2 separate regions of the Homo sapiens genome follow, and region 2 is linked to region 1. The links are chromatin loops, found by intact Hi-C in ENCODE. Cell type or tissue: IMR-90. All regions are shown on one strand. Each heading gives the region's core, and the rest is flanking DNA. Links, peaks and the distances in the headings are about the cores only. Region 1 overlaps SPIN1 (spindlin 1). Region 2 overlaps SPIN1 (spindlin 1).

Region 1 (12,732 bases), core at 5,154-7,653:
CTTTCATTATTGCATTGTGACAATTTTTTAAATACAAGACCTTTATCAGATATATGTTGCAAATGTTTTCTCCTATTCCATGGGCTGTTTTTACTTTCTTGATGATGATCTTTGCACAAAAGTTTTAAACTCTGAAGTCCGAGTTATGTTTTCTCTTGCTGAGTATGCTTTTTGTGTCCTAAGAATCTTTTGCCAAATCTGAGGTCATAAAGATTTACCCTCGTTTTCTTATAAGAGTTTTATAATTATAGCTCTTACTTAGAGATCTTTGATGCATTTTCAAGTTAATTTTTGTTTGTGGTTCAAGTTAAGGGTCCAACTTCATTTTTTTTTGCTTGTGACTGCCTATCTAGTTGTCCAAGCACCATATTTTGAAAAGACTATTCTTTCCCCCATTGAATGGTTTTGGCATCCTTGTTGCGCGGTGGCTCACACCTGTAATCCCAGTACTTTGGGAGGCCAAGGCGGGTGGATCACGAGGTCAGGAGTTCGAGACCAGCCTGGGCAGCACGGGGAAACCCTGTCTCTACTAAAAATTAGCCAGGTGTGGTGGCAGGCACCTGTAATCCCAGCTACTCGGGAGGCTGAGGCAGGAGAATCGCTTGAACCTGGGAAGTGGATGTTGCAGTGAGCCAAGACCGCACCATTGCACTCCAGCCTGGGCAACAGAGCGAGACTCTGTCTCAAAAAAAAAAAAAAAAAAAAAAAAAGAAAATCAGTTGACCACAGATACGTGGGTGTGTTTCTGGACTCTCAATTCTGTTGCATTAGTTTGTATGTCTGTTGCTGTGCCAGTGCTGCATTGTCTTGATTACATTGCTTTGTGGTAAATTTTGAGATCAAGAAGTTTGAGTCCTGCTTTTTTTTTTCCTCCTTTTTTTGAGACAGTCGCACTCTGTTGCTCAGGCTGGAGTATAGTGGCACGATCTCGGCTCATTGCAACCTCCGCCTCCCAAGGAACTGGGATTACAGGCATACGCCACCACATTGGGCTAACTTTCGTATTTTTAGTAGAGATGGGGTTTTGCCATATTGGCCAGGCTGGTCTCAAACTCCTGGGGTGAAGTGATCTGCCCACCTCAGTCTTCCAAAGTGCTGGGATTACAGGTGTAAGCCACTGCACCCCGGCCCCTCCTTTCTTTTTCAGGAGTGTTTTGACTATTCTGGGTCCCTTGCAATTTCATATAAATTTTAGAATCAACTTGTCAGAACAAAGAAGTCACCTGGGATTCTGACAGGGACTATGTTGAATTTGTAGATCAGTTTTGAAGAGTATTGCCCTCTTAACAATGTTAACAAGACTTTATAAGTCTTCTAATCCATGGCTTGATCTCAGCTCACTGCAGCCTCTGCCTCTCAGGTTCCAGCGATTCTCCTGCCTCAGCCTCCCGGGTAGCTGGGGTTACAGGCACATGCCACCTCGCCTAGCTCATTTTTGTATTTTAGTAGAGATGGCGTTTCACCATGTTGACCAGGCTGGTCTCGATCTCCTGACCTCAGGTGAGCCGCCGCGCCTGGCCACTTTTTATTTATTTATTTTTTGAGATGGAGTCTTGCTCTGTTGCCAGGCTGGTGAGCAGTGGCACGATCTTGGCTCACTACAACCTCCAACTCCCAGGTTCAGGCAATTCGTCTACCTCAGCCTCCCGAGTAGCTGGGATTACAGGCACACGCCACCACGCCCATCTAATTTTTGTATTTTTAGTAGAGACAGAGTTTCACTGTGTTGGCCAGGATGGTCTCGATCTCCTGACCTTGTGTCTCTCACCTTGGCCTCGCAAAGTGCTGGGATTAAAGGCGTGAGCCACTGCGTCCGGCTCCACATTTCTTTTATTAAATTTACTTCTAAGGATTTTATTCTTTTTGATGCCATTGTGCATATGAATTGAATTGTTTTCTTAATTTCACTTTTGGATAAGCTTGTTCCTTTAAAAACTACTCAGTGGCCTTTCTTCAAACACATGAATCTCTGGCCTTGGACAGATGTAACTGGTAGGCCCTCTCCATACATTAGCCATGCGTCAGTCATCTTTATTTCTTTTTTTAAAAAAATTCTTCCTATGAATAAGTTAGTTAACATACTAATTTCCTCATCTGGCCTTGAATTTCTACTTCTTCAATACATATTTTTAAAATTTTTGGGCTGGGCATGGTGGCTCACGCCTGTAATCCCAGCACTTTGGGAGGCCGAGGCGGGCGGATCACCTGAGGTCAGGAGTTCGAGGTCAGCCTGGTCAATATGGTGAAACCCCGTCTCTACTAAAAATAAAAAAATTAGCCAAGTGTGGTGGAGGGCGCCTGTAGTCCCAGCTACTCGGGAGGCTGAAGCAGAAGAATCACTTGAACCCGGGAGGCAGAAGTTGCAGCGAGTCGAGATTGCACCACTGCACTCCAGCCTGGGCGAGAAGAGCAAGACTCCGTCTCAAAAAGAAAAAAAAAATTGTGTACATTTGTTATAAAGGGGTAATGCAACTTACATACTCAGGAATTTGTCATGAGAACATTTCTTTAAAAAGCATTTCTCCAACCTGTATGAGGTGACTTGAACATTTTTTTATAGATAAATAGAGCAAGTCCTGTTAACCTAATCATAGGAAATGCAAGGGCGTCTGCAATTCTGCATCGCTTTTCCTAGCCATTTTTTGATCTTCCCTCTCCTTTAATTCTCCAAACTTGTGTGTGTGTGTGTGTGCACGCGCTATGGAAGCTTATTACCTTTAGAAACAGTGGTGATGCTCTGATCTAATGATTTCTGAAAGGGTCCTGGTCGCGTACCCGCTCTGATGGTAAAACAGGCCTCTACATGACTCCCTTGGTTAGCTGAGTTACTATAAAATTCACGTGCGATTGTGTATTTGTAATTCTTTTGTAAACGTGCCACAAAAATATGGCAGTATGATGATACTGCTTAAGGGAAGAGAATTTTTAAAGAAAAGAGTTCAGCTTATATTTCTTTATTTCTTTTAAAAGAATTGATTATGCTCAGATGTTTTATTTTTATTTCTTGTGACTCTTAGTACCAGAGATCACAGTAGCAGTTTTTGGATTGTCATTCAGTGAGAGAATTTATTGTAACCGAAGAGGCAGACTACTATTAATACATGTACATTATATGGTCTACACCAGGATACCTGTGAGAGTAAAATGACATTACTACCAATTGTGCCAGGATAACATGGACTGTCTTATGTAGCTGGATCCTCTGGTTGCCCTACCTGAAGGCCACCTGCTACTACGAGGAAAAGAGCTTCGAGTTTTTCAGAACCCATGCAGAGTTTCTTAAAATAGAATTATAATTGCCTAGCAAACCCCCTCTCTTTTTTTTCTTTTACTTTGTTTTTTTGTTGTTGGTGGTGATGGTTTGCTGTTTCTGTGTGTTTTCTTAGAGGCTAGAGGCAGTACATTAATCTTGGGGACCTTTTAAACAGTACAGATGCCTGTGCCATCCTCAGAGATTCCCTTGTAGTTGTCCTGGGCTGAAGTTCATTCAGCACCAATTTTTAAAGCATGGAAAGCTTAAATTTTGGAACTGAGTTAGGAAGATGATGTGAAATGCAGTGAAGTTGAGGGGGAAGAAGCTTTAAGGATTCACAGAGTAAAACCAATGGTACTTAGGCATTTTAAATGTGTGCCATATTCTCAGTAATCCCTGTAGGAATTGTCTGCTTTCAAATTATATTTCAAAGCCACTCAAACTTATTTTCATTTAAGTGCAGCTACAGATTAAACATGGGCCAAAGAAATTTTTGGTTATGATTTTCAAAATTGTTCATATATCTAGATGGAGGTCGGCAAACTATGAAAAAAAGTTTTATTATTGGAACACAGCCACATCTGTTTATATACATATCATCAGTGGCTGCTTTTGTGCTACAGTGGCAGAGTTCAGCAGTTGGGACAGAGACCATATGACCCTAAGCCTGAAATATTTACTGTCTTGTCTTTTACGAAAACGTTTGCTGACTCCTGGTCTAGATAATCATGAATTCAGGCTATTAAAATTTTTTTTAAGTTATGAAAATAAATATGTGAGTTGATTTATATCTAAAAATTGACTTAGAAATTTTCTCTCTCTCTCTTTTTTTTTTTTTTTTTTTTTTTAATATAGATGATTCACCTCCAGCAGAAAGGGAACCAGGAGAAGTTGTGGACAGCCTGGTAGGCAAACAAGTGGAATATGCCAAAGAAGATGGCTCGAAAAGGACTGGCATGGTCATTCATCAAGTAGAAGCCAAGCCCTCCGTCTATTTCATCAAGTTTGATGATGATTTCCATATTTATGTCTACGATTTGGTGAAAACATCCTAGATGTCATCACAAACTCTGCCAAATTTGTGGAACTATGAAATGTATTATTTGTAGACATAAAGACTTGATTGCTTTCCAGTTTAATGAAAGCTTAAATGTCCCTGCGAACCCACAATCTCTGCCAGCAGAACTGGTTTTGTTCTGAATAGTACAGATTGATGTGAACACAAAGCATTTTGTGTAAGGAGAACCCCTTTCTTTTAAAAGAAGTCTGTCTATTTCGAGGGGAGTTACAGGCAAGTTTGGTAAAAGTTAAGCTAGTATCATAGTCATTTAAAATTGTAATAGATCTTAACCATTTTCCCCCTCACCCTAACTCTCTTATTCTGCCGCCACAATGCAAGCATAGTTTGATGTTTTCGTTATTGCCTTTTTTGAGATGTATGTATCTGTATCTACCTATATCTATATGTGTGTATACATATATAATATATACACACAGATACAAGTGTACACACACACACCACACACCACACACACCCCACTGGCAGTCTTTGTGGATTAGGATGGGGGTGACATAATTTTCTTGAGTTTAACAGGAGTGCTTTACCCAAGTCAGTCATGGATATGATATCACTGCTCTTTATTTAAAAGTAAACTTTGGGCACAGGAACCATATGGGAACATTCAGCTTGTTTAAAAAAAAAAAATCAGAAGTTCAGAGCACCTTTTCAATCTGGAGCCCTTAAACCATAAGTCCAAATATGAATTATTTGTGAACAGTTAATGACCCATATTAGAATTTTACAATCTGGTGAACAATCTGGGTAAAAGGCTACCTTTAATTCTAAGCTTCATTTTTTTTTGGGGGGGGGTTACATTTTAATCATAAATTCTTTTTTGCAAAGCCCAGGTTCTTGTTCCACACAGTGTAATGTAGGTGTATTTTGGACAGCACATATGGTCCATTGTGTACAAGTCAGTAATCTGGATTTCAGTACATGGATTTAAAAGGCAACAATCCATCACTGGTTTGTGTGTTTTTGGTTAAGTTTCTGGAAGAATACAATGCTTTTATATTGGAAGTATAAGTTTTGAGTGGCATTGTTGCCTTCTAACAAGCTCTCTGGGACTTTTAAAGTTTTATTACTATTATTGCTAATGTATGATTATGGTCAGAGACTTTCAACCCACCCCTTCCTGCCTACCCCTGGCTTTTCCTCACAAAGAATGTCTAGACAAACAGCAGCTTAGTCTCCTGACACCTCTTGTGGGGTGCATGTTCCTGCTCCAGGTATGCTGTTCATGTGGATTCATTCCATTCAGTGGCCCCTTGGGGTTTGCATGCCAGTGAAGCGTTACCATAGAAGAGCCAGCCGTTTGTGTTCGCTTGGTAGGTGTAAGTAATAGCAGCCCTTAGCCACGGAGTCTTTATGTGGTTTATTCCTGCAAGGTTGTTTTAAACTGAAATAGAACTGCTAGTGTGATTGGTTGATCAGCAAAACAGCTGCTCTCATTTTGTTTTGGAGGAACCCTGGTGGTTTGACAGCCAGGAGAAAGGCCATATGTGAAACCAGTCTCTTGTGGAGATTGGAAATCCTCCCTGATATTTGGGCAGAGCCTAAACGTGCATGCTTGTCACTCAAACACCAGAAGTTTGAATCAGAGGTCTGAGTGACCTCTTTTGTGGCTGTTCTTGATGGTTTCCAGGCCTCGTTATGCATGGTTTGCTTGATGCCCATTTTTTGTGCCTTGTGCTGTTGGATGGTAACGACCACTCACCATGTAAACACAGTACCTCAGTTTTCTGTCCACAGCTGCAGTCGCTCTGTCCCTCGTGCTTCACTGTGGGCAGCCAGGGACAAGCTTCTGAAAGCAGTGTGATACCCAAGTCATAGGTGCTTCTCGTATGTGAACAGGTGTCATTCTACAGATCTGTTATGTGTTTTCCTGTTGACTCTTAAGAGTCCCTGCATGTAAATCTCAAAGCTGAGCCTGGCTCCCAGAGTCCAGACTGACATTACAGCGCAAGAGTTTGCAAGTGTGTCCAGCATGCACCAACTGTGCAGAACTTGGCTCGGTAACTTTGCGTGGAAAAATAAAGTACATTTTGAAGTATCTTGAGGGTTGGGTCAATTGAGACATTTCTAGCATTACTTAATGACTTGCATTGTGGTTTTTCTGCAAGCAACTTTAATGACTTTTTTTATACCACATGGTCTCCCAGTTTCTAGATGAATGCAACATGATGATGGTGATGATGACGATGAGTTTAATCATTGTTCATTTATTGCCTTTAGGGCTGAGGGAAAGGGAAGGTTTGTTTTTTTTTCTCCCCATTTTCCCCCATTCTGTCTTTCTTTTGGTGACTTACACCACATGTAATGACGCTATGACTAATTCTGCTCCCAAGCCCTTGTATCTTGGGCTTCATTTTAGGCTCATGTGTCAGATCTGCATGCATTGCTTGCATTTTTCTGGTATCTGAATGTTGGTTCCTTGTTCCAGGAATTCAACATTAATTTCCAAAAGTATCATGGGACTTGTGACAATACAAGACATGAATCTATGTATAAAATTTATCGGCCTTTCTCATTTACCTGCTCTAGTATTATTGTATTGTGTGTGCGTGCGTGTGTGATGTCAGGCTGCCACGTAAAACTTCAGAGAAAAATCTTAAAAGCAGACCATCCTTTTTTGCATGCTCTATTCTAAGTAGAATGTTCAATGTAACTGACTAAAATTGCATGTTAAAGATATTTAGGTTTTTTTGTTTTCTTTATTTTTATTTGTTTTCAGTTTCCTGTATATTTGCTTACTGTGCCGTTTTAGTGGTTTTAGGATAAAAATGCACTGGTGAAGCAAATGTAGTGCCAACAGAAGGTGATTTTCCAGTTGTAAATGTCATGCAGCATTTGAAGGGACTGTGTTTTCTTAAAAAAAAATCACAGTTACTTCTAAACCAGATTTCATTTCTTTTATTGTTTTATGTGCCAAACCACGAAGTGCATTGGGCTTCAATCTCTGAACACTGTAGACCCATTAGAAGACTGTTCCGATTGTTACAAATTGTAGTGCCTGAAAACACTCTTAAGCTGATTGTCTTAACAAAATGAAAGTTCTCCAAAGACAAAACAGAACAATTATTATAACAAAATAATTATGGTTGAAATGTCTGTGGTTCCTTGGAAATGCTGCGCTCTTTGTGTTTTTCCATCATTAGTGCAGTTGGAATGAATGTGTATAGGTCAGAGGTCTTCGTGTTCACATTTTAAAATTAGGTAAATGACCTCATCTTTCAAGCTTGAATTCATTTTTAATTTTAATTTTATTTTATACAATGTGTAGACAGTTCCCTGTTCTCTGCATTTAGAAGTATACACAATATAAATCTGTTAATTCTGTAAGTAATTTTTATAATTATGATGTAACTCTATCTTATCCTTAAAACATTTAAAATAAACCCTTTATGTGCAACTCCTGACTGTAAAGTTTGTGCTGATGAGCAACATGTGATGTGTTAAACTTGATTCTGAAAAGTTTTTTGGGCCAAGTAACCTTTTCACCACATGTAAATGTCAGATATGCATAGAAAGAAATAGAATTTTTATTTGATAACATTCAATAATACCTGAAAGAAGAGGAGGCAGTCATCAATATCACACATATATTAAATATTGAAGTTTGCAATTTGACATTGAGAAAGTTTAACTTACAAGATCTTAAACTTAAAAAAATTCTTTTAAATATAATTAAATAATGGGTATTTTATACTTTTCACAAGTATTCTTGCTTTGAATATTTCTTATAATGCTTTTACTCATAAATAATAAACAATGGGATTCTATAGTGAAAAATCACTATTTCTCAATGCTAGGATACAAAAAAATGAAAGTAATATAGGCTGGTGCAAAGTAATAGCAGTTTTGCCACTGCTTTTATGGCAAAAAATGCAATTACTTTTTCACCAACCTAATATTAACACCTATGTATGTTTTATCTTTCTTGATTATTTTAATCAGTGAGGTAAAAAGTGGAATTTATGGCATGCTTTAATAAGATTTTTTTTTTTAATGTTTCCCAGTTCATTTTGGCCTAAGGATCTCATGCTTAAGTCTGGGATATTTACCTGCCTTTGGGAGAATGGTTGATACTTGGTGAGGGATGAATGCAAACTTGGGCTTTGGGACGCTGGGCTTCTAGGTTTGTGTCAGTGCAGTGCCTGTGCTCCAAGTCCATGGAGGTTACTGAGGTGGACTGAAGGCAGGGTCTACTCCGGCTTAGGTGGAAGAAGGCTGCAGTTCAAGGAGGAAATGAGCCATTGGGAAGCACAGGTGCCTCTCTTGAGTCTGGGTTTTCTGACCTTCCTTGCTGAAGGTAGATTATTCGTTGTCTGTGTTATCTGTCATGGGTACAGCTCTGTAAATATTGCCCCAAAAGTATAACAATGCAAGTTTAGTCTGAAGTTTGAAACTTGATAACTAGTATTTGTAAACTAATGAATCAACTCTCCTATTTAAAGCAGTCATCACTCTGTTGGAGAATTTTTGTTTTTTCTCTTGGTACAATTAAACTCTGTGATGACAAAAGCATTTGGTACTAATAAAGCATTCATAAATGCTTAATAAGTACCTTGCCAAGCACTTTCCACACTATTTTGTTTAGTTCTTAATGGTCTTTTGAGGAAGAGGCAGAGATTGAGTATCTCACGCAGGATTATAGGGGAATGAAGACTCGGATCTCTATTTTGTGCCCAGACTCTGAGCTGCTTTATGAACACCTCAATTAAATTACTTCATTGGAGTGATTTGAGTAATCTATCTATAGTGTAATATTTTCTATGAATAATTTTCTGTAACCTTATTTCATAAGTTAATATCTAAAAAGTGTTTATTTCCAAATTGCCAAATAAAAGGTTTTATATTAGTCATTAGAATGTAGGCATCTGTGTCTCTGTATGCTAAGAATTATAACCCAAAATTATTTTTGTGCTTAAAAAATAAATGATGTCTCCACGATGGCACGCATATACTTATGTAACAAACCTGCACATTCTGCACATGTATCCCGGAACTTAAAAAAATTTTTTTTCCATAACTAAAAAAATAAAAATAATGATGTCTTTTTTGGAGAGAAAGTATGCTGAAGAAATTTTAATAACTTTTCATCACAAGAATATAGATACTTTATTTTAACTTTTAAATCTATTCATTTGCTTATTTATTTTGAGACTGGGTTATGAGACTGGCTAATTTTTGTATTTTTGGTAGAGACAGGGTTTCAACCATGTTGCCAAGGCTGGTCTCGAACTCCTGGGCTCAAGCCATCCACCCTTCTCAGCCTCCCAAAGTGCTGAGATTATAGGCGTGAGTCACGGCACCCAGCCAGATAACTATATTTTAAAGACACTTTGAATATATCATGAAAGTAATATCTTCATAAACCTAATTTTTTTAACCATACAGGAGACTTAAAAAGCCTAGATTTCTTTTGCTCATAACCTACAATCTTATGTTTAATTTTTATAGTAATGAGTTTGTTCTGTGTCATATACTGGTAAGTTTTAGGCAGCATGTGGAGTTGAGAGAATTCATTGAGTCTTTAAGTTACTTCTCCAGCCATTCCTAGAGTCTTCGTCTGCCCTTATGATTAGTTTTGGTAAACCAAGTAGCAGACGGTTTTTTAATAATGTCATGGCACATAAGTTTGCCTAAACATGACATTGGCATTCTTTCTGCTTAATTTTCAAGTGAGGGCCCTGGACCAAGTGGTGCGTCGGCCCCTGTCAGCTCTGAGGTGACACACAAGTGCGGGGCCTTGCTGTGCATTTGTTTTTTTACGTTGACTGTTCAGTGAGAGAGGAGGCTTACTCCTGGCTCTGCTTTTACCATCCTCTTTCTCATTATTTTCAGTGTATGCTTTCTGGAGGGAAAGTTAAGAGCTTTATATACCACACAAACTACCTAAAATCCTTAATAGGGTAAGCAGATTATACATAACTTTAAAATTGTCTGTTTCTATGTTGGAATTACTGAAGCAGATTATAATGTGAAAGGACAGAAAGCCTTTTAAAAACCTTTATGTTGGGCTGGGCGCGGTGGCTCATGCCTATTGTAATCTCAGGACTTTGGGAGGCCAAGGTGGATGGATCACAAGGTCAGGAGTTCGAGACCAGCCTGGCCAAAATTGTGAAACCCCATCTCTACTAAAAATACAAAAAAATTAGCCGGGTATGGTGGCGCACGCCTGTGATCCCAGCTACTCAGGAGGCTGAGGCAGAAGAATAGCTTGAACCCCGGAGGCAGAGGTTGCAATGAGTTGACATCGTGCCACTGCACTCCAGCCTGGACGACAGAGTCTGTACAAGACTCTGTCTCAAAAAAAAAAAAAAAAAAAAAAAAAAAACCTTGATGTTAACATAAGTAACAGTTGTTAACAACCCAGGGTTGAGTGGCAGCATTGTGAATTGTCTTCAGATACAGATCGTGAAAATAACTCTAAAGCTTTTTCCTCGAACTTGTCTTTCTGTGGCTTTGTAAAAAATTGGATAGCTGCTTTCCTTGGTCTTCCCTGCACCTGCACACCGTGTATACAAGTGTGAGCCTCTGGTCTTCTCATAGAAAAGTCTGATGACTGTTAGAGAAATGACATCAGCAGTAGGTCTTTTTCCTAAAGTCAGTCTTTATCCTGTAGTGTGTTTACTCTTTGTTTTATTTATTGGGGACCTGGTTTTAACAAAATGTTACTTCCAGTTTTTCTGTAATAACTATGGTAAAGTAGCTTTAACCACTAGATTAAAGTAGCCACTAGATTCTTAATTTAATCTAAATCTGATGGATGCTACTAAGGACAAAACTGGTCATTTTCAGAGCAGTCCTGTAGGGGAGAGCAGTGTGTCAAAGACAAGTAAGCACAGTGCAGGCCTATGCCTGGCACAGGGCTTGCCGCTGTTCTGCCGGCCTGTCATCATTGGGTGTCACTTAAGGCCTTACAATGTTTTGCTTTGTTTTTTTCTTTCTTTCTTTCTTTCTTTTTTTTTCCATAGAAGGCGTCTCACTGTGTTTCTCAGACTCATCCTAAACTTCTGGACTCAAGTGTTCCTCCCGCCTCAGCCTCCCAAAGTGCTGGGATTACAGGTGTGAGTAACCATGCCCGGCTGGCTTTATTTTTGATGTTTGAGATTACGCTTTCAGTTCCACACAGTCGATTTTGCTTGTTATATAATGTTCGTTTTTAGGAAGATTTTAGTTGTTACATTTTTTTAACAACACTAGCATCTTCCAGCGTATATAAAAATTGTAATAAGCAGTGTTAAGTTTCACATTTTCTACTTTATTGTGATTGAGAAGACTATACATCTAACTTTTATGAATAAAGTGACACATCTGTGTGTGTTTGTTTTTTCTTGAGATGGAGTCTCGCTCTGTCACCCATGCTGGAGTGCAGTGGTGTGATCTCGGCTCACTGCAGTCTCCACCTCCTCGGTTCAAGCTATTTTCCTGCTTCAGCCTCTCGAGTAGCTGGGATTACAAGTGCTTGCCATCACACCCGGCTAATTTTTGTATTTTTAATAGAAACAGGGTTTCACCATGTTGGCCAGGCTGGTCTCAAATTCCTGACCTCAGGTGATCCACCTGCCTTGGCCTCCCAAAGTGCAGTGGGCATGAGCCACTGCGCCCAGTTCGAAGGGAGAAATCTGTGTTTTAAGTTTGCTTTTGCATTGTCTTAGTGTTCATGAACACTAAATTGTCTTCTTAGTTCATTTGTGAAACATGGTGCTGGAGTTTGCAGTCTAAGCTCATGGCTAGATGAGTAGTGACTTAAACAGCAGGTCTGCTTTCAGAATGTATTCCTGCAGAGAGTTAAGCTGCATTCTTTTAAAACGGACAGTTGTGCCCAGTAAAGTTTATCTGTTGAATACTACAGAAAAGTAACCATCATTGTATTTGTTTCTACCTTTAGGCCTTAGATACGTGATGTATTTAATCAGTCTTTTTCTTTCAAATATAACCTGAAATAGTTGGTCTTTGGAAAAGTTTAAAAAGTTGATTGTGTTTCTAAAGGGAGAAATTTCCAGATGTTAAAATTCACCTTGAATTTTTGGACATTCCGGCCTGGTGCGGTGGCTCACACCTGTAATCCCAGCACTTTGGGAGTCCCAGGCGGGCGGATTACTGAGGTCAGGAGTTTGAGACCAGCCTGGCCAACATGGTGAAACCCCGTCTCTACTAAATATACAAAAAAAATAGCCAGATGTGGTGGCACACACCTGTAATCCCAGCTACTCGGGAGGCTGAGGCAGGAGAATTGCTTGAGCCCGGGAGATGGAGGTTGCAGTGAGCTGAGATCACACCACTGCACTCCAGCCTGGCCAACAGAGCAAGGCTCTGTCTCAAAAAAAAAAAAAAAAAGATTTTTTTGACATTGCATCACTAATTCAGTTTCTGGTATGGATTTATAACATTGGTCCTCACAATCTAAGTA
Region 2 (12,732 bases), core at 4,284-6,783, 78 kb before region 1:
ACCATGTGTGGCTTTATCCAGTGTTTTAATCAAATACTCACTGTTTTTCCTTAGCTTTTCACAACTTGGACATGTTGAGGTCCTTTCAACCTGGTTCTCTTTCCTTTGACATGACACGTAATCTCTGAAGCTTTTCTTGCTTTCTGACACAAGATGTCTAAGGTTCACTTTGTGCTTTTCCTGCCAAATACCTATCAACCGAGTCTTTCAGCTTGCTTTATTGAGGATTAGAATTTAGATACAGAAATCTGGGTGTTATATGTTCTTACTGTTAGAATGCCCATGCTTTTATTGGACAGCCATGGGAAGCATACAGATTTTGATTTTTATATTGGTATTTCCAGTTCGAATTTAACATCACAGAGTTTTTACTATGAGCTTATCCTTTTTTCTCTAACGTTGAAAATTTACATTCTTAGCAACATTAATATAATTGCATTATCTTACAGTATAAATGTAGTTTGAAAATAACACTAATAAGCAACTGTAGCTTTATGTTTGGTTATGGTTTTTTCCTTAAAATATATCCACATAAGCATGTACAGTTGACATTCTAATTTGGAAGGCCATTTGAAAAGATTTTCTCTGATTATGTTATATGTTTGATAATTAATTTGGGTTGTTTGCCTGAAATTCTTCCTTTAAGAATTGCTTTAGTTTTTTATTTAATGTATTTTTTTTTTTTTTTTTTTGAGACAGAGTCTCGCTCTGTCGCCCAGGCTGGAGTCCAGTGGTGCGATCTCGGCTCACTGCAAGCTCCGCCTCCCGGGTTCACGCCATTCTCCTGCCTCAGCCTCCTGAGTAGCTGGGACTACAGGTGCCCGCCACCACGCCCGGCTAATTTTTGTATTTTTAGTAGAGACGGGGTTTCACTATGTTAGCCAAGATGGTCTCGATCTCCTGACCTCGTGATCTGTCCGCCTCGGCCTGCCAAAGTGCTGGGATTACAGGCGTGAGCCACCGCGCCTGGCCTATTTAATGTATTTTTTAACATGTAGAACATTTATGTGAACATTTATGTAGTTAAAAAATCTGATCTGTGTTAAAAAGTTATGTTCACAGCTTCACTTTAATTCTGTTCCTCCACGAATTTCTCTCTTGCCCCAGTTGTTTTTGCTTTGTTTTTCTGATATTTCATTTTTGCAAATGTAAGCATATGTGTATATTTTTGTTTCCCTTTCCTACACAATAGGCAGCGTTCTATGCACACTGCTCTGCCGTTCTATGCACACTGCTCCCTTTTACTTAATTTATTCTGGAGAGCGCTTCATTGAAGTGCGTGCTTGCAACTCATCTCCTAATGATGAACATTTGGGTTGTTTATATTCTCTTGGCTGTTATAAATATTGCGGCAATGAATAACCTTGTGGGTATATTGTTTTTTATTTGTGCAGATACAGCTTTAAGATAGATGTGGGGTGAAAGGTAAACACATTTGTAGTTTTGTTAGTGTCAAAATGTTACATTTTCTTTTTAAAACTTTTTAATTTTTTGTAGAGATGAGGTCTCACAGTGTTGCCCAGGATGATCTTGAACTCCTGACCCCAAGCAGTTCTTTTACCTGGGCTTCCCAAAAAACTTGGGATTACAGGCGTCAGGCATCAATACAGCCTAAAAAAATTACATTTTCAGGCTCAGTGTGATGGCTCACACCTGTAATCCCAGCACTTTGGGAGGCTGAGGTGGGCCGATCATGAGGTCAGGAGTTCAAGAACAGCCTGACCAACGTGGTGAAACCCCATCTCTGCTAAAAATACAAAAATTAGCCTGGCGTGGTGGCGCGTGCCTGTAATCCCAGCTACTCGGGAGGCTGAGGCAAGAGAATCACTTGAACCTGGGAGGCAGAGACTGCAGTGAGCTGAGATTGCGCCACTGCACTCCAGCCTGGGTGACAGAGGGAGACTCCGTCTCAAAAACAACAGCAACAACAACAAAAAAACCCGTCTCTACTAAGAATACAAAAATTGGCCAGGCATGGTGGCCTGCGCCTGTAATCCCAGCTACTCCTCATGAGAGTCACTTGAACTTGGGAGGTGGAGGTTGCAGTGAGCTGAGATCGCGCCATTGCACTTCAGCCTGGGTGACAGAGTGAGACTCCATCTCAAAAAAAAAAAAATTACATTTTTAAAAGGCAGATCTGACCATGTCAGCTTTTTACTTAAAACTCTAAATGGTGGCCAGGTGGGTGCGGTGGCTCACACCTGTACTGTACTCCCAGCACTTTGGGAGGCTGAGGTGGGCGGATTACCTGAAGCTGGGAGTTTGAGGCCAGCCTGGCCAACATGGTGAAACCCCGTCTCTACTAAAAATACAAAAATTAGCCAGGTGTGGTGGCGCATGCCTGTAATCCCAGCTACTCAGGAGGCTGAGGCAGGAGAATTGCTTGAACCTGGGAGGCGGAGGCTGCAGTGAGCTGAGATCACACCCCTGCACTCCAGACTGGGCAACAGAGTGAGACTCCGTCTCAGAAAACAAAACAGAAAAACTCTAAATGGCTTTCCAGTGCCTTAAGGACAAAAGTTTATAATGTAGCCTCAAGGGTACACATATAGTTGGTGTACATATAGCTTTACATCCCTTAACAATGGGATACATTCAGAGAACCTCGTTGTGTACCTCATAGAGTATACTTACACAAACCTATATGGGACAACCTACTAGGCACCTAGGCTATGTAATATGGCTTAATGCTCCTAGGCTACAAACCTGTACAGCATATGACTGAACTGAATACTGTAGACTATTGGAACACAGTGCTGTGTAGGTATTTATTTATCTAAACATATCTAAGGACAGAGAAAGTACAGTAGAAATGTGGTATAAAAGAGAAATGGCATGCCTGTGTAGGGCACTGAACCATGAATGGAGCTGTCAGGACTGGAAGTTGCTCTGGGTTGAGTCTGTGAGTGAGTGGTGAGTGAATGTGAAGGCCTAGAACATTACTGTACACTACCGTAGACTGTATGTAAACACTACAGTTAGGCTACACTAAATTTATAAAAAGTTTCTTCAGTAATTTACCTTAGCTTACTGTAATTTTTTTAACTTAATAAGCTTTTTAACTTTTTTTTAAACTTTCTGTCTTTTTAAATAACACGTAGCTTAAAACAGCCTCATAATATGGATCCACTGTAGTATATGTGGTCTGTTGTGTTGACAGAAATGTCATTAGGTGGTGCATGACTAATTACTTTTGGGCCTCAGCCTCATCTTGTACTGTTTTTCCCCTTGCTTTCCTTTGCTCCAGTTGTGTGGGGCCTCCTTCATTCTCCTGTGCTCACCATATTCTCCACCAGGAATCTTGGCACTTGTTCTTTTCCTCTGCCTGGAATGCCTTTCTTTGTTAACAGTTATTCCTGGTCTTTAGAGTTTGGCTCAAGCATCACTTTTAATGAAATTTTCTGTGTGCGTGCTTGCACATTTTCATAAGATAAAGAGATTGGACTGTACTGATATTCATCACCGACTCCAACAAGCATCAGTTGTCTGAAGTGTTTTTTTTTTTTTCCCCAGTCTTGCTCTGTCTCCCAGGCTGGAGTGCAGTGGTGCGGTCTCAGCTCACTGCAGTCTCCACTTCCCAGGTTCTAGCAATTCTCACTCCTCAGTCTCCCAAGTAGCTGGGAGTACAGGTGCGTGCCACCATGCCTGGCTAATTTTTTTGTATTTTTAGTAGAGACAGGGTTTCACCTTGTTGGCCAGACTGGTCGCCATCTCCTGACCTCAAGTGATCTGCCCTCCTCTGCCTCCCAAAGTGCTGAGATTACAGGTGTGAGCCACCGTGCCCAGCCTGAAGTTGTTTTTTTGAGACGAGGTCTCACTCCAGTTGCCTAGGCTGTAGTGCAGTGGCACAGTTTTGGCTCATTGCAGCCTCGACCTTCCCGGACTCAGGTGATCTTCCCATCTCAGCCTCCCGCGTAGCTGAGACTACAGGCATGTGCCACCATGCCTGGCTAGTTTATTTTTGTATTTTTAGTAGAGACGGGATTTTGCCTTGTTGCCCAGGCTGGTCTCGAGCTCCTGAACTCAAGCAGTGTACCTGCCTCAGCCTCCCAAAGTGCTGCCTCAGCCTCCCACCTGTGCCACTGCACTACAGGCATGAGTCACCGTGCCTGGCTGTCTGAAGTTCTTGAATTTTTTTGACTTTTCTGCAGTCAAGTCCTCTTGGTGCTTATCAGAATTACAATGTTATATTAGTTTATGTGATTTAATTAATTTTAGTTTTCCCACAAAGGCTGAGTTTCATGAAAGCAGAACCATTCCTGTTTTTGCCTGTAATTACTTTTCTGGTATCTAGCTCAGTGTCTGAATTGTGAGGGCTCAAGCTACCCTGTGCAGTAGCGAGAATTAAATAATAAGAAAATTGAGGGTGTCTGGTTGGTTAAATGTCTTGTCTGCACAGGTGTTTGTCATACAGTGATTATTAAGTAACAATTTGTTGACTTTTATTTATTTATTTTGAGACAGAGTTTCGCTCTTGTTGCCCAGGCTGGAGTGCAATGGCGCGATGTTGGCTCATCGCAACCTCCGCCTCGTGGGATCAAGCAATTCTCCTGCCTCAGCCTCCTGAGTAGCTGGGATTACAGGCATGCACCACCACACCCAGCTAATTTTGTATTTTCAGTAGAAACGGGTTTCTCCATGTTGGTCAGGCTGGTCTTGAACTCCCCACCTCAGGTCATCCGCCTGCCTTGGCCTCCCTGGGATTACAGGCGTGAGCCACCGTGCCCGGCCTTGTTGACTTTTAATTGTAATATTTTTTTCAGGATCACATAAGGTTTAGAAAAATGAAACCCCTAGGATGGATAAAGGAAAACGTATATGGGATATGTGTGTGTATGTATTAAGGCATTTGTTACAGTGATTTGAGTTCACACAGTGTAGGAGGAGCTGGCTTAAGCAGTTTTTTTTTTTTTTGAGATGGAGTCTTGCTCTATTGCCCAGGCTGGAGTGCAGTGGCACAATCTTGGCTCACTGCAACCTCCGCCTCCTGGGTTCAAGCGATTCTCCTGCCTCAGCCTCCCGAGTAGCTGGGACTACAGGCGTGCGCCACCATGCCTGGCTAGTTTTTTTGTATTTTTAGTGGAGACGGGGTTTCACCATGTTGGCCAGGCTGGTCTTGAACTCCTGACCTCGTGATCCACCCGCCTCGGCCTCCCAAAGTGCTGGGATTACAGGCGTGAGCCACCGTGCCCAGCCGTTAAGCGGTTTCTGTCAGGCTGTTGTCTTTGTGATTGATGCTGGAGTTTGAAGTCCACAGGGCAGTCATTTGAGAAAGGAAGATGGATGTAAAGTGGGGAAGAAGAGGACACAGGAAGCCACAGGCAAGGTACATGGAAACCATGCTAGTTCTAGTTGCCTTTGTTCCTGCTTGTGTGGGTGGCCTGTAAGAGTTGGATCCTTGGCAAATGTAGCCCAGGAGGCAGAGAAGCTTAAGGAGAGCCCAGAGGAAGGTGGAGTGGATGCAGCTGCAATTCTAGGCCAACCACTGCCTCACACGAATGGGGTGAGTCAGAAGATGAGCAGCAACAGTGTGTGCAAGCTGCAGGGTGGTTGCTTTATCTTCTGCACCCTTCAGTTGCTGCACAAAAATCTCTTGTGAGCCATGCAAGTTGGAAACATAAAGGAAAGGAAATTCTGGGGAATGTAGTTCAGCTCAGCCAAGTTCAAACCATACAAAGCAGAATGATCAGCTCAGGCTTTTAAATTTTTAGCTCAGGCTACACGTAAGGGACCCGAAGGTTTCTGTGACTGCTCTAAAAATGCAAATGTAATTCCTAATTTGTGGGTGAGATCATTGATTGGTAGGAATGGAATCCTGAAAATTGGATTGGAGGCATATGGTCAGATTCTGTTTAAGCTGGAGTCCTTAAATCCTTAAATGCTGCTCTGCTGCCTTTCCCGGAGAAGCAGCCTTTCCAACCCTTCCCAGAGGAACTTAATCTCCGTTTGCCTGAAAAACCTGTAATTGGCCTCCCTTTGGGTAGTTGCCCAGCACGGTACTGTCTTCCTCAGAATCTGCCCTGTAATCCTTCTTTCTTGTAGATCTGTGGCTGGACTGTAGTTGCAGCAGGCCCCAGAGAGTGAGGTGACCCATGAGAAAGGTATGCTGCACTCTAAAAGATTGTATAGTTTTGCCACTGTATAGTCAGGAGCCTGGAGGAGTATTTGATTTGTGGCAATGGATCTTAGGGGTATAGTATAACAGTGGAAGGAACATAAAGTTGAATCAGGCAGAATTTATTGATGTGGGCTCACTAAGCAGAGATTCTGGGTTCAGTGTTATAGTTCAAGGAGATAGAAAGGACTCTTAACAGTTGGGTTAATTGACTGAGGCCCATCCACAAGGCCTGATGCCTCGGTTAGATTTTTTCTGGCCTAACAAGGAACTCCACTGACCATTCACTCACCTTCTATGAGAGTCTATATTTGGCCTGGCGTGATGGCTAATACCTGTAATCCCAGCACTTTGGGAGGCCAAGGCAGGAGGATCACCTGAGGTAAGGAGTTTGAGACCAGCCTGGCCAACATGGCGATACCTCATCTCTACTAAAAATACAAAAATTAAGCGGATATCATGGCCCATGCCTTAATCCCAGCTACTCGGCAGGCTGAGGCAGGAGAATCGCTTGAGCCCAGGAGGCAGAGGTTGCAGTGAGCCAAGATCATGCCACTGCACTCTAGCTGGGGTGACAGAGCGAGACTCCGCCTCAAAAAAAAAAAAAAAAAAATTAGCCGGGTGTGGTGGCTTGTGCCTGTAGTTTTAGTTACTCGGGAGGCTGAGGTGGGAGGATCAGTTGAGCTGGGGAAGTCGAGGCTGCGGTGAGCCATGATCGTGCAACTGCGCTCCAGCCTGGGCAACAGAGTGAGATTCTAATAAAATATTAGTTCATAAGGAAAGGTTCACCTAAATGCATAGCCCTTAAATAACTTGCATTGTTGGTGGAACTGTACTTTGCTAGGACCTTTTTGGAGGATGGCTGCACTAAAACAGAATTTAAAATGCATGTGCTCTGTTGATCCAGCAGTTTCACTGCTAGGATTTTATTGTATAGATGAATTTGGACAGTATACAAATACGTTATGTTTAAGGTTTTTCATTATATCAGTGTTTGTGATCGAGAAAAATTAGAAACAACTGTCCAATAATGGAGTTAAGGTAGAGTAAATGACCATTATACCCATACACTGGAATATTGTGCCACTGTTAATAATAAGAGGTTGATAGGAAAAAAAATTCATACAGCCATCCCTCCATATCAGGGAATTGGTTCCAGGACCCACACTCCGCCTGCCTCCCCGCCTGCACCCCACCCCATGGATACCAAAATCCATGGATGCTCAAGTTTCTTATATAAAATGGTGTAGTATTTGCATATAATCTATGCATATCTTTCTGTATACTTTAATCTCTAAATTACTCCTAGTATGTAATACAGTGTAAATGCTATACAAATAGTTATACTGTATTGTTGAGGGAATAACTACAAGGAAAAAACTTTATGTGTTTGGTACAGATGAAACCATCATTTCCCAAATGTTGAAAATCTGAGGTTAGTTGAATCCACAGATGTGGAGCTGAAGGGATAAGAGGCCAAGGGCCAACTATATTACACAAAAAATGTAACATTTAATAAGAGAAGCAAGTTGTGGAACTGTATGTTCTTGCTTATGTTGAGATGTTATGTGTCTGTTTTAAGCCTTTGCCTAAAAATACTTTGCTAAATTCCTAACAATCTTTTCCTTTTATTAATACATAATATTTTACATCTTTATGGGATGCATATGAATACTTGTTGCATGCATAGAATGTATAATGATCAAGTCAGGGTACCTGGAGCATCCATCACCTTGAGTATTTTATCTTTTTGTTTTTGAGATGGAGTCTCGCTCTGTTGCTCAGGCTGGAGTGCGGCGGTGCGATCTTGGCTTGCTGGAACCTCTTGCCTCCTGGGTTCAAGCAATTCTCCCGCCTCAGCCTCCTGAGTAAGCTGGGATTACAGGTGTGTGCCACCATGCTGGGCTAATTTTTGTAATTTTAGTAGAGACAGGGTTTCACCATGTTGGCCATTCTGGTCTGGGTCCCCTGACCTCAGGTGATCCGCCTGCCTCAGCCTCCCAAAGTGCTGGGATTGCAGGTGTGAACTACTGCGCCTCGTTGAGTATTTGTCATTGCTGTGTGCTGGTAACATTTCAAGCCTTCTCTTTTAGCTACTTTGAGATATACAGTATATATTTGCTAACTATGGTGACCCTACTCTGCTAGAGAACATTAGAACTTTCTAACTGTATGTTTGTACCCATTAACCAACCTCTCTTCCTCACCCTTCCCAGCCTCTGATACCTGTTATTGTATTTTCTATTTCCATGAGGTCAACTTTTTTTTTTTTTTTTTATAGCTCCCATGTATTTGTTAGAACATGTGTTATTTGTCCTTCTATGCCTGGCATGGCTTATTTCACTTAACATAATGACCTCCAGCTTCACCCATGTTGCTGCAAACATTTTATTCTTCTTTCTGGCTGAATAGCATTCCATTGTGTATACATGCCACGTTTTCTTTATCTCTCTGCTCATTGATGGATACTTAGGTTGATTCTATATCTTTGCTTTTGTAAATAGTGCTGTGGTAAACAGGTGAGTGTATGTATCCCTTTGATAATACTGAATTCTTTTCCTTTGGATAAATAGCCAGTAGTGGGATTGCTGAAGTATGTAGTAGTTCTATTTTTAGTGTTTTGAGAAATCTCCGTACTGTTTTTCATAATGGCTTTACTAATTTCCATCCCAGTGTATAAGAGTTCCCTTTTCTCCGCATCCTTGCCATCTTCTGTTGTTTGTGTTTTTAATAATAGTTATCCTAACTGTGGTAAGGTGCTATCTCATTGTAGTTTTGATTTGTATTTACCTGATGATTACTGATGTGAGCATTTTTTCATATATCATTTGGCCATTTGTATGTTTTTTGATGTCCTTTGCCCACTTTTTAGTGGGATTATTATTATTATTTTTTAATTGTTGGTTATTTGAGCTTGTTGCATATTCTGGATTTTAGTCCTTTGTCATGAATGGTTTGCACATATCATTTCCCATTCAACAGGTTGTCTCTTCACTCTGTCATTTGTTTCCTTTGCTGTGCAGAAACTTTTCAGCTTGTTCTGTTGGTTATTGAAAGAGATGTATTAATACTTTGATTTTGCATTTGTCAGTTTTTCCTTAGTTCCGATACCTTTTGCTTTATACATTATCTTATGAGGGTGTGTTCTTAGATGCATTGGTATTTAGAGCTATGTATCAACCAGGTCTTTTAAAATCACTGTAATCCCAGCAGTTTGGGAGGCTTGAGGTGGGAGGATCACTTGAGTCTAGAGTTTGAGACCAGCCTGGGCAACATAGCAAGACCCCATCTCTACAGAAAATTTAAAAAAATTAGCTGTGTGTGGTGGCACACACCTGTAGTCCCAGCTACTCGGGAGGGTAATGTGGGTGGATCACCTGAGCCTGAGAGGTGAAGGCTGCACTCAGGAACCCTGATCATACCGCTGCACTTAGCCTGGGTGACAGAGTAAGATCCTGTCTTCAAAGCGGGGGAAAAAAAAGAAAACCACTATTAAGTGTTCTTTTTAAGGGGCCAGTATTATTAGAGGTAAAGTTTATTTAGCTTGATATTAATGTTGCTGCAGTGTTTTCCTTTGGTTAGTATGTGTAGGGTATATCCTTTTTTACCCTTTAATTTCAGTCTTACTTATTTTTCCAGCATGTGTTGCTTAATGATGAGAATATGTTCTGAGAACTGCGTTGTTAGGTGAGCATTATAGAGCATACTTGCACAAAACTTAGATGGTGTAGCCTTTGACACACTTAGGCTAAATGGTAAGCCTATTTGCTCCTAGGCTGCAAACCTGTATAGTATGTGACTGAACTGAATACTGTAGACAGTTGGAACACAATGGTAAGTAATTATGTATGTAAACACAGAGAAAGTACAGTGAAAACCTGGTATAAAAGATACAGAAATGGTCCACCTGTATTAGGGCACTTACCATGAATGGAGCTTGCAGGATTGGAAGTTGCTCTGGGTGAGTGAGTGGTGAGTGAATGTGAAGGCCTAGGACATTATTGTGCACTATTGTAGACTGTGTATAAACACTGTACAGTTAGGCTACACTAAATTTATAGAAAAATTTTTCTTCAATAATAACTTAACCTTAGCTTACTCTCCCCTAACCCCCAATTCTTCAATCCAGTCTTGGCTGCTACAGTCAGACAGCGAAGACACTTTTTTCTTGCATCTGTATTAGAAACCGTGTAGCTTTTTTACTTTATGAAGTTCATAATTTTTAAATTTCTTGACTCTTATAGTACTTAGCTTAAAACACAAACACATTGTACAGATGTATAGAAATACTTTCTTCCTGTTATTTTGTAAGCCTTTTCTATTTTAAAAATTTATTACTTTTGTTTTTACTTTTTAAACTTTTTGTTAAAAACTAAGATACTTGGCCAGGCGCAGTGGTTCATGCCTGTAATCCCAGCATTTTGAGAGGCCGAGGCAGGCAGATCACCTGAGGTCAGGAGTTCAAGACCATCCTGGCCAACATGGTGAAACCCTGTCTCTACTAAAAATACAAAAAGTAGCCGGGCGTAGTGGCAGGCGCCTGTAATCCCAGCTACTCGGGAGGCTGAGGCAGGAGAATCGCTTGAACCCAGGAGGCAGAGGTTGCAGTGAGCCGAGATCGTGCCATTGCACTCCAGCCTGGGGGCAAGAGTGAGATTTCGTCTCAAAAAAAAAAAAAACAAAAAAAAAAAAACTAAGATACTCAGGATCATCTGTATCACTGTCTTCCACCTCGGCATCTTGTCCAGGTGAAAGGTCTTCAGGTGCAATAACACATATGGAGTTGTCATCTATGATAACAGTACTTTCTTCTGGAGTACCTCCTGAAGGACCTGCCTGAGGCTGTTTTACAGTTAACTTTTTTTATAAATAAGTATGAGTACAGACTAAAATAATGATTAAACATAGTTAATACATAAACCAGTAACATAGTTGTTTATTATCAAGTACAATGTACTGTACGTAATTGTACTATACTTTTTTTTGTTTGTTTTTTGAGACAGGGTCTCGCTCTGTCTCCCAGGCTGGAGTGCAGTGGCAGGATCTCGGCTCACTGCAACCTCCACCTCCCGGGTTCAAGCGATTCTCCTGCCTCAGCCTCCCGAGTAGCTGGGATTACTGGCATGCGCCACCATGCCCGGCTAATTCTTGTATTTTTAGTAGAGACGGGGTTTCACCATGTTGGTCAGGCTGGTCCAGTACTCCTGACCTCGTGATCCGCCCACCTCGCCCTCCCAAAGTGCTGGGATTACAGTCGTGAGCCACAGTGCCTGGCCTGTACTATCCTTTTTTTTTTTTTTTTTTTTCCCTGAGACAGAGTTTCGCTCTCGTTACCCAGGCTGGAGTGCAGTGGCGCGACCTCATCTCACTGCAGCCTCCGCCTCCCGGGTTCAAGTGATTCTTCTGCCTCAGCCTCCTGAGTAGCTGGGATTACAAGTGTGAGCCACTGCCCAGCCTGTACTATACTTTTGTATGACTTTGAACACAGTAGTTTTGTTTGCAGTGCAGTGGGTTTGTTTACACCAGCATCACCACAAAGACGGCTATGAAATCACTAGACAATAGGAATTTTTTAGCTCCATTATAATTTTTTTTGTTTGTTTTTGAGACAGGGTCTCGCTCTGGCCAAGGCTGGAGTGCAGTGGTGCCATCTTGGCTCACTGCAACCTCTGCCTCCTGGGTTCAAGTGATCCTCACACAATCTCCCTAGTAATTGTGACTACAGGCGCATGCCACCGTGCCTGGCTTGTGTGTCTGTGTGTGTGTGTGTGTGTGTGTGTGTGTGTGTGTGTACGTGTACGTGTAGAGATAGGGTTTTGCCGCTTGCCTAGTCTGGTCTCCAACCCTTGGACTCAAGTAATCTGCCCACCTTGGCCTCCCAGAGTGCTGGGGTTACAGATGTGAGCCACTGTGCCTGGCTCTATTATAATATTATGGGACTACCATTGTATATGTGATCCATTATTGACTGAAATGTCTCTGTGTGGGGCATGACTGTACTTAAGTTTTGAAAGATTTTCTTGCCAACAGTATATACTAGAATTTTTTTTTTTTTTTTGAGTTGGAGTCTCGCTCTGTCACCCAGGCTGAGTTGCCGTGGCGCAGACTCGGTTCACTGCAAGCTCCGCCTCCCAGGTTCACACCATTCTCCTGCCTCAGCCTCCCCAGTAGCTGGGACTACAGGCGCCTGCCAACCACCCTCAGCTAATTTTTTTGTATTTTTAGTAGAGACAGGGTTTCACCGTGTTAGCCAGCATGGTCTCCATCTTCTGACCTTGTAATCCATCCACCTCGGCTTCCCAAAGTGCTGGGATTACAGGCTTGAGCCACTGTGCCCAGCCAGTATATACTAGAATTTTAAAAAATCTTGTGTGTTTCTTATGATTAGAGCATCTGTCTATTGGCATTTGACAAAGTAACTGACGTTTAGTTTCAATCTGTTAATAAGTACTTTCTGCCTATCAAACCTGTTTTTTACCTTTTCCTGTCCTTTCTTGCCTTCTTTTAGATGCTTATTTTTTATGTTTGTTCTGCTGTTCTAACTTGGAAGTTACTTAAACATGAATCTTTTACTATCAAAATCTAATATTATTTGATACTTTCCTCCTCTCCTGGAT

The links. Hi-C counts contacts between places; a loop is a spot of excess contacts. Peaks named below come from ENCODE experiments on the same cell type or tissue, not always from the same donor. Only the 100,000 strongest peaks of a DNase experiment are listed, where the experiment ranks them.
Region 2: a loop joins it to region 1, with 2.5 times the contacts of the local background. A loop is called at or near these places in 3 of 110 quality-filtered maps.

The regions. Positions count from the first base shown.
Region 1 is chr9:88,470,970-88,483,701 of GRCh38, forward strand. SPIN1 (spindlin 1) reads left to right here. Exons shown (of 6, transcript NM_006717.3): 6 at 4,109-7,725. The coding sequence ends at 4,308. Among named protein-coding and RNA genes, the nearest start is that of NXNL2, 58 kb to the right of the region's middle. In IMR-90, for the core only: no CTCF peak of the experiment used is centred there; a DNase peak (open chromatin) is centred at 6,562; H3K27ac peaks cover 1,506 bases.
Region 2 is chr9:88,394,136-88,406,867 of GRCh38, forward strand. All of the region lies in intron 1 of SPIN1 (spindlin 1), which reads left to right. Among named protein-coding and RNA genes, the nearest start is that of SPIN1, 12 kb to the left of the region's middle. RefSeq lists enhancers at 1,262-1,762, 1,763-2,263 and a silencer at 1,907-2,131. In IMR-90, for the core only: no CTCF peak of the experiment used is centred there; DNase peaks (open chromatin) are centred at 5,486 and 6,066; H3K27ac peaks cover 1,776 bases.